2 separate regions of the Homo sapiens genome follow, and region 2 is linked to region 1. A link is an interaction called in ENCODE POLR2A ChIA-PET data of the cell type or tissue named here. Cell type or tissue: PC-9. All regions are shown on one strand. Links, peaks and the distances in the headings refer to the core of each region. The heading gives the core; the rest is flanking DNA.

What was found. Peaks named below come from ENCODE experiments on the same cell type or tissue, not always from the same donor. Only the 100,000 strongest peaks of a DNase experiment are listed, where the experiment ranks them.
Region 2: POLR2A ChIA-PET joins it to region 1 with 9 read pairs; 4 of 35 experiments call an interaction of 5 or more read pairs at or near these places.

What each region holds. Positions count from the first base shown.
Region 1 is chr3:179,642,767-179,647,166 of GRCh38, reverse strand. No RefSeq gene overlaps it. Among named protein-coding and RNA genes, the nearest start is that of USP13, 8.1 kb to the left of the region's middle. In PC-9, for the core only: no CTCF peak of the experiment used is centred there; a DNase peak (open chromatin) is centred at 2,596; H3K27ac peaks cover 1,138 bases.
Region 2 is chr3:179,697,048-179,701,447 of GRCh38, reverse strand. USP13 (ubiquitin specific peptidase 13) reads right to left here. Exons shown (of 21, transcript NM_003940.3): 4 at 319-440. Among named protein-coding and RNA genes, the nearest start is that of USP13, 46 kb to the right of the region's middle. In PC-9, for the core only: no CTCF peak of the experiment used is centred there; no DNase peak of the experiment used is centred there.

The sequences.
Region 1 (4,400 bases), core at 136-4,135:
TATCACAGTGGCACAATCAAACCTCACTGCAGCCTCAAACTCCTGGGCTTCTGGGTTCCAGTGATCCTTCCTACCTCAGCCTCCTCAGCAACTAGGACGATAGGCACACACCACTGTACCAGGCTAATATTTTTTTTTTAGAACCAGAGTCTTGCTGTGTTGCCCAGGCTGGTTCTGAACTCCTGGGCTCATGTGATCCTCTCACCTTGGCCTCACAAACTGCTGGAATTATAGGTACAAGCCACTGTGCCCAGCCTACATATGAATTCATAACTGTTTTACTACTAGGCTAGTTTCTGTATGTGAATCCCAGTCAATGAGCAAGAGGAAAGAAATGATGGGTAAACAATTTTCCAACATAAATTCAAAGTCTTACTACAGAGGTTTTAAGAGACATGAAGACTATGAACTGACTTTTGCCACATCAGTGTGTCAGGCCACCATGTCACTCTACTGCTCCAAACCCTCCTCTCACGATTCAGGGTGGAGCCCAGGCTACGATAGACTAAAAGATAGACTGAGGCATTCAAGGGCCTCTTCCACCCAGCAATGATCTATCTTTCAGACTTTACCTCCCACTCTTACACATCTTGTGAGCTCAGCTTACTCTTCCCTAGCCGTTATGAAAGCTCTCCCCTTTTATTTCTATCTTCTCAAACCTTTTAAGATTTAGTGTTTTCTGGCGGGGCACATTATGGAAACTCAGTGTAGAATATTGCCAGCCTAGATGGTTTTATTTCAGGCACTCAATAAGTATCTCCCAAATGAATGACTCACATCAGTGACATTGTAATAAAATTGTTTTGCAGTCTGCATTGTGTCTTTTAGGAAAATTAATTGCTGCACAAATGTTATTCCAAGAACTGACAGAGGTTACATTAAAATGTGATATAAATATTAGTTACTATGACGAATGTCAAAAAGGGGAATTGGGAAAATCTACAGAGAAGAAAATCTTAATTATTTTAATACATAGAATAACTCTTGATCTCAGATGTCTTCCAATAACATGCAGGGATCCTACAAAGCCATATATGGTAAGACTCACTGTGGAGGCGTACTCATAAAATTTTCTATAATCGCAGGTAGCCTCTGCAAGAAGCACTGGTTACTACGTGTAGAACACTAAGGCACTGGTTAAGAAATGTATGCCATTTTCTGTTTGAGAGAATTCTATGTACCCATGAAAATCATGTGGCATAAGAATATTTATTGACGGCCACACGGTGGCTCACACCTGTAATCCAGCACTTTGGGAGGTTGAGGCGGGTGGATCACCTGAGGTCAAGAGTTCGAGACCAGCCTGGCCAACACAGTGAAACCCCGTTTCTACTAAAAATATTTTTAAAAATTGGCCGGGCGTGGTGGCACATGCCTGTATTCCCAGCTACTCAGGAGGCTGAGGCAAGAGAATCACTTGAACCCAGAAGGTATAGATCACACCACTGCACTCCAGCCTGGATGGCAGAGCAAGATTCTGTCAAAAAAAAAAAGTATTGATATGGAAAGATGATAACCATAATAAAAACTTTGAAAAAAGACTATAAATAAATATATACACTATTATCCCGCTTAAATACGTAAACATATGTCATATTTATAGCATAGATAAAAGTCTAGATTGGAATAGGGTGTATGCTAGCAGTGGTTATCTCTGGGTGATAAAGTTATTTCTGTTGTTGGTTTTTTCTTTGTGCTTTTATTTGTTAACTTAGTCTTTTGCATTAAGTATCCACTTTTGTTGTTGTTTTTGAGACAGAGTCTTGCTCTGTTGCCCAGGCTGGAGTGTAGTGGCACGATCTCAGCTCCCTGCAGCCTCCGCCTCCCGGGTTCAAGCAATTCTCCTGCCTCAGCCTCCCAAGTAGCTGGGATTACAGGCACGCCCCACCACTCAAGGCTAATTTTTTAATACTTTTAGTAGAGAGGGGGTTTCACCATGTTGGCCAGGCTGGTTTCGAACTCCTGACCTCAAGGGACCTGCCCACCTCGGCCTCCCAAAGTGCTGGGATTACAGGTGTGAGCCACCGCTCCCAGTCTTTTTTCTTTGTTTGTTTTCTTTTTTCTTTTTCTGAGACAGGGTCTCACTCTGTCACCCTGGCTGGAGCACAGTGGCACAATCTCGGCTTACTACAGCTTTGACTTCTGGGCTCAAGCAATCCTCCCACCTCAGTCCCCCAAGTAGCTGGGACTTCAGGCACTCACCACCATGCCTGGCTAATTTTTGTATTTTCAGTACAGATTGGGTTTCACCATGTTGTCCAGGCTGGTCTTGAACTCCTGAGCTCAAGTGATCTGCCCTCCTTGGCCTCCCAAAGTGCTGGGATTACAGGTGTGAGCCAATCACACCCAGCTGAGTATCCACTTCTTTTTGTGAATAAGAGGGAAATGTTAACTTTATATACTGCCAGTGATCATATCAGTTTTCACTTTCATCTGCCATCTTTCTTATCTGCTTCCCTCTTTCACTGTTTATTTAAAAGTAAGCAGGTTTCTGCTATTAGGTTTATAAATGAGCCACCTAGCCACAAGGTAGGTTCACAGGAATGAACAAACTCCTTGAGCACCTCTTAACATCAGGATGAGGTAAGCTCTTATTCAGCTTAAGAGGAAATGTGAGATGCCTGTTCACATTTTCTGGTTTCATGCTGTGAAAGACTCCCCACAGTCCTTCCAGGAGCCTGACTCATAAGATACAGAGGTAGTCAGATTGTCTTTCAGGCCCTTCTGACAGCACCATCGCTCCTCATGCCCACCACAAGTTCCATGCACACACAGGGAGTCTTGTCCTCCATTCAGGTAGAGAAGCTCAGTGTGGACACAGTAATAAAATATTAACCATGAGACCAAAGGTTGCTTTTCAGATTTCCCAGTAAATGGGTCAAAGCAAGCTATTTAAATATGATACATATTGCCTCCAAAATCCAAAGAAGCTCACCAAAGAGTTCCTCATTCTTTTTTGTTTTGTTTTTGTTTGTGAGATAGAGCCTTGCTCTGTCGCCCAGAGTGGAGTGAAATGGTGCGATCTCAGCTCACTGCAAACTCCACCTCCTGGGTTCAAGTGATTCTCCTGCCTCAGCCTCCCAAGGAGCTGGGATTACAGGCACCCGCCACCATGCCCAGCTAATTTTTGTATTTTTAATAGACATGGAGTTTCAACATGTTGGCCGTGCCGGTCTTGAACCCCTGACCTCAAGTGATCCTCCCGCCTCGGCCTCCCAAGGTGCTGGGATTACAGGTATGAGCCACCGTGCCTGGCTGAGTTCCTCATTCTTGGTGATAAAGAGCTGAAGATGATGAACTTGACCTTGAGTAAGACAGTAAAGTTGTGCTGCATACCCTCAGGTAATGGCAAACCTGCTTATCCTAATGGGGAAAATGCTTTCACCAGATGAGCAGTGGCAAACCAAAGGCCTGCGGGGAGATATATTAATTTGCTTCAGTGAGACCATCCCTGGGATATTAACCAAATTGAAATCACCACCTTGTTAACTTTACCATAACCCAACATCATTCTCTATTATATTTAAAGCCAAGATAGAGGGTGGGAATATAATAGAATCACGAAGTCTGTTTCTTCTGGATCTTTGGTAATGGCATAAATTCCTGCAGTTCCACTAGGATTGCAGTCTTGTTTCATATTTCTATTTTGTTAGGGACGGGGAACACCAGTTCATCCTCTTGGTCCTTCGTACTATAGTAATTACTTCACAGGTCAGGGAGCCAATGTGAAGATTCTAGAGATTATTGCAGCTATGAATTCCAATAATACTTTCAGGAACTGTGGTACAGTCACAGGATGAGCTTAGGGTCCCAGTGGGCCTACCATGAAATGAACTAGGGTCAGAACCCCATATATACTCAGCCCCCAATAAGCCTCCATGCTGGCAGATGGGAATGGCATTCCAACTGGCTCCAGTTTTGCTCTGAGCCAGTTTTGCTGTAAAAGATTTGGAGAGCACAGTCACTAGAGGAGTGGCTGCAGAGAAGGGCAGGAGGAAGTTTCACACTGCTCATATATATTTTTGTAGATGGGAGTCTCGCTATGTTGTCCAGGCTGAAGTGCAGTGGCTATTCACAGCCTCCAACTCCTGGACCCAAGTGACCCTCCCACCTCAGCCTCCCATGTAGCTGGGACTATCAGCACACACCACCACACCCAGCTATGCACTGTCCATATTTGATAGCTCTGCAGCATCTTTCCTCAAGGAACACTCCCTCTCCTTCAGTCAAGGAACTCTGGGTGTGCCAATTAACTCCTGGCTGTGATCACGACTATCTAGCATGGTGGCTCGATTTAGACCTCTGCTTGCTGAGCTTGGGGATGGTGGGATATGAGATCTTAGTGGTATGCCCACTGCTTGCACTCCTGGGACCCCCATGATGAACCACAGCCAGAGTTA
Region 2 (4,400 bases), core at 242-4,241, 54 kb before region 1:
AAATCTAAGGAACAGATTGTGATTTAGGAGGCAAGAAGCCAGCCCAACCTGGAAGAGACCAGCTAATGAGCAACAAAGCCCTAACAGCACTTGAAGTAAGAGACAGCAAAAGGCCCAGCACTACTGAAATGTAAGCCGGCAAGACTCCTGTCACAGAAGAGAAGAGGTATGTGCGTGTTCATGCTCATTTTCATCCTCTTCTCTCATTCAACCGGCTTTTCCCACCCCACCCCACCCCCGCACACACACATCGCACACGCACACACACCTGACACAGAGCCATGCGCATCTAGCTAGCAGCCGTGCACACTCACTGACCAGGGCTGGTAACTCCTCAATATTTGGTAGTGCTATTTCATAGTGATCTGGGAATATAACAAGTTTGGCTTCATCTTCATATTCATAATCGTCGCTATTTAAATCGTCATCAGTATCTAGATCTGAGGAGAAAACAAAAACAAAGAACAAGAAGTGAGGAAAATAATATCCCACACTATGGCAGCACTCACTGGAAAAGCCAGAAATCCAAGGTGATGATGAAATACCAAGGGTGTGACATTTACAACTTTCTCCTCTGACAGGGCCGTCCATCTGTCCTCAACCACCAATAGCAGGCCTTTCCATCAAGTTATGAATACTTATGTATCAGTGACTGATGTATGAAGACTGAGCCATTTCATAAAGCTTTACAGTTAAAATAGACAAATGTGCAAGATACTCAATTCTCAGAAGGAATTTCTCAGAAAGAAAATTTCTTAGAAACTCTTAAAAAGGCAAGGATTGGTAATTACGATGTGTCAGGTACCTGGTTCCTGATTTCACAACAATAGGCTGGAATGGTTGTTTGGTTTCTTGGGGTTTTTTTTTGCAACATCATAATATGGAAGTATGGTTTTAGAGTTGACAAACTTAGGTTCAAGACTAGCTCCAAAACTTAATGTTACTTTGGGCAAGTCATAAACTCTCTAAGCCTTAGTTTTCTCATTTATAGCATGAAGATAATAGCATGTATCTCACATAGTTTATACAGGAGATAAACGAGAACAAGAGGCTTGGCATATAATAGGTAGTCAATAAATGTTAGCTATTATTTAAAAACAAAATCTCCCTCTTGCTCTCTCCCTCTCCCTCTCTTAAAGTGTTGAGTTATTGCCTAGTAGATCCGAGGTGGAAGCCCTATAATGTGAGTAGTCATATTGTCCTCAGCTGTGGAGAATTCTCAGTAAGGAAGATGAGCTCCTCTAGCCTGTTACCTATCAGGTCGTCCCCTCTTTGCTTGGTTCATCTCTGGTAAAGGTTAAACGAAGGCTCAGGGAAATGTCTTGTCACAATATGTATATGGACATTTCAGCATCACTTTCACAGGGATGCCAGCATCCCAGATCATGTTTGTATATTTATGCTTGGAACTATGGTGACAAAGAGCTAGCTATTCCACTCACATGCACACAAACCTACACATGAACAGGCCCATGAACACACACAGAAACATAGGCTCTATAGACAGAAGAAAGTTATTTTACTTAATGGAGCACCCACCTGAGAACCAAAGGATCTAGATTCTGTTATTACCTTGTATGTTTTCAATCAAAAACCTAGTATATGTTTGTGTACAGCTCTGCTCTTAAATTCCCAAAGGTAGGGCAGTTTGTAGTAAAAATAAATAAATAAATAAATAAATAAATAAATAAATAAATAAAATAAATAAGATACAGCTAAAATGCAATCTAAGCTTTTTTTTTTTTTTTGAGGCAGGGTGTCACTCTGTTGCCAAGACTTGAGTCCACTGGTGTGATCATAGCTTACTACAACATCAAACTCCCAAGCTCTAGCTATCCTCCCACCTCACCCTCCTGAGAAGCTAGGACTGCCAGGCTTGGCTAATTTTTTTTATCTTTTGTAAAAACAGGATCTCACTATGTGGCTCAGGCCAGTCTCAAATACCTTGCCTCAAGCAATCCCCCCACCTCAGCATCTCAAAATGCTGGGATTAAAGGCGTGAATCACCACGCCTGGTTTCAATGTTTTAATAAAAGATTCTAAATTGTAAGAGTCAGAAATACCAAAATAAAGAACCAAACCAAACATTACTAGGTAGCAATAGAAGTGAGGTTCATTTGACAAAATGTAATATTAAAGAAGTTTAATTAGTAAGTACAGGCATTAATTTAAAGGATATAATTCAAAGAAAGATTCTATATATTATGAAAATGTGAATGCTTCAATATTTATATTTTTTTAAGTTGGAATCTAAATGTTTAATAAAAAAAGGTATTCAACCCGGCCAGGCATGGTGGCTCACACCTATAATCCAGTACTTTGGAAGGCCGAGGCAGGTGGATCACGAGGTCAGGAGTTCAAGACCAGCCTGGCCAAGATGGTGAAACCCTGTCTCTACTCAAAATACAAAAATTAGCCGGGTGTGGTGGCACGCACCTGTAATCCCAGCTACTCAGGAGGATGAGGCAGGGAATTGCTTAAACCCAGGAGGAGGAGGTTGCAGTGAGCCGAGATTGCACCACTGCACTCTAGCCTGAGCAACAGAGCAAGACTCCATCTCAGAAAAAAAAAAAAAATAGTATTCAACCCAATAGAATATTATTTAAATCATAGTTATTTAGACTATGTAGGAACAGAAAATGTTTATGCTATGTTAATGCTAAAAACACAAAATTCATCTTCACTGTAAAGACTTTATATTATGCTCATAGACAAAAATGAGAAAGAAACCTAAACAAATGGAAATAGAGTGAGTGAACTTTATTCTTAAATTTTTCTTTATTATAATATTGTATATATAACAATTTTAAGTAACCAGGGCATAAATCTTGTGTTTATGTGTGCAGATTCAGCTCATACAAGATATTATCTGTCTCCTTTCCACAGAAAACATGCTCATTTAAAGTTAATTCAAATCTTACCTGGCATAAATATAATACAAGAAAAAAAAAAACCCCACTCTGGCATTTACTAGCTATGTAACCCTAGAAAATTTGTTTCTAAGTTCATTCTTCTTGTAAACCATAGATATTATCTACCCCACAAGACTGTTAAGTGGATTAAACAAGATAAAGTTTTAAGGCACCCTAGTACAGGATCTGGTAGGTACTAGGGGACTCCACAAACAATATCTGCCATCACCATCATCATCATCACTTTCTCCCTATTCCTGACAACTAACACAACCAAAAGTGCCTTCCCTTCCCTTTGGCTGCAAGACCATGGTACCATGTGGGGATCTTCTGTGAAATCTGAGTATTCAGAAGTTATCACCTTCAAATTCTTCTAGACTGTCAGCTCAGAGAGCCGGAAATGAGTCTTACCTCCTATGTTCCTAGCCCCTGTACTGTGCCTGGCACACACTACACACCCTGTAAATGTCTGTGAATGGGGACTTCAGGAAGTCAACAACATCAACATGCTAAAAACAACAGCAAAACAAGAATATCAAAAGAGTTGCATTGTATTTTAATTGGCGACTCAGATGTTTAAGAGGAAGCAAGACTGCTGTCATGCAGAAAAGCAGAACTTTGTTGTGCTTCTTTACACTTAGTTTAAGTTTACTTTTACTTTTAATTCAATGGAATGGAAGAGGGGCATGATCTTTCCCAAAAAACTTAATCCAAATTAGGGAAAAGTCCATCAGAGGTAACATACATTCTGATTTCAGGGGACAAATCTAAGGTTCCTCTTGAACACATATGACCCCACAGCCCTAAGTATAACCTAAAATTTCCACATCTCTAAATCATGTCTCATCACCCCAAAAATATTTAGTTGAAGAAGCTACAGAGTAATCATACCCTAGGGACCCCCAACTTCTCCCCAGCTGCTACCTTCTATTGTGGCTATTAAGTGGCAATACCCAAGAAAGCCTTCTCTAAGTTTAAAAATAAATAAATAAATATAAACTCTGCTTTGATGATCCTCCCAGATCCCTGGGAGAAGTGGCTAGGACTACCCATTTCCCCAAGATGCCTAAGCTATGAAGGACAGTGAAGGAAAGAATGGGTCCCTACACAAAGCCAGGGCTCTGATTCCCAGGTCAGTGTTCTCTCACCCTGACCATATTAACTTTAATTGTTGGAGGTAAGCGATCTGTCCAAGGGCTGCAAAATCTAACCAACTATTTACCTTCAAAAGAACATATTATTTTACCCACTTCAGAAAGAAATAGCAAAATGTAGTTTATTAGAACCTTCTGGTTATCAGAGGGGCAGATGAACTTTCTGAACAGGCCCATTAGCGAAACTTTGCACAAATTTTCTGTTTTCAATCTATTCCTTAACAAGTTTAAACACCTGGTCTAAGCCAAAAAAAAGTGGAATTTAAGTTTTCTGAGGTGAAGTGGTGGCTCCTTGGAAGTTCCACTTTCAGACACAGAGAACTGAACTCCTTTA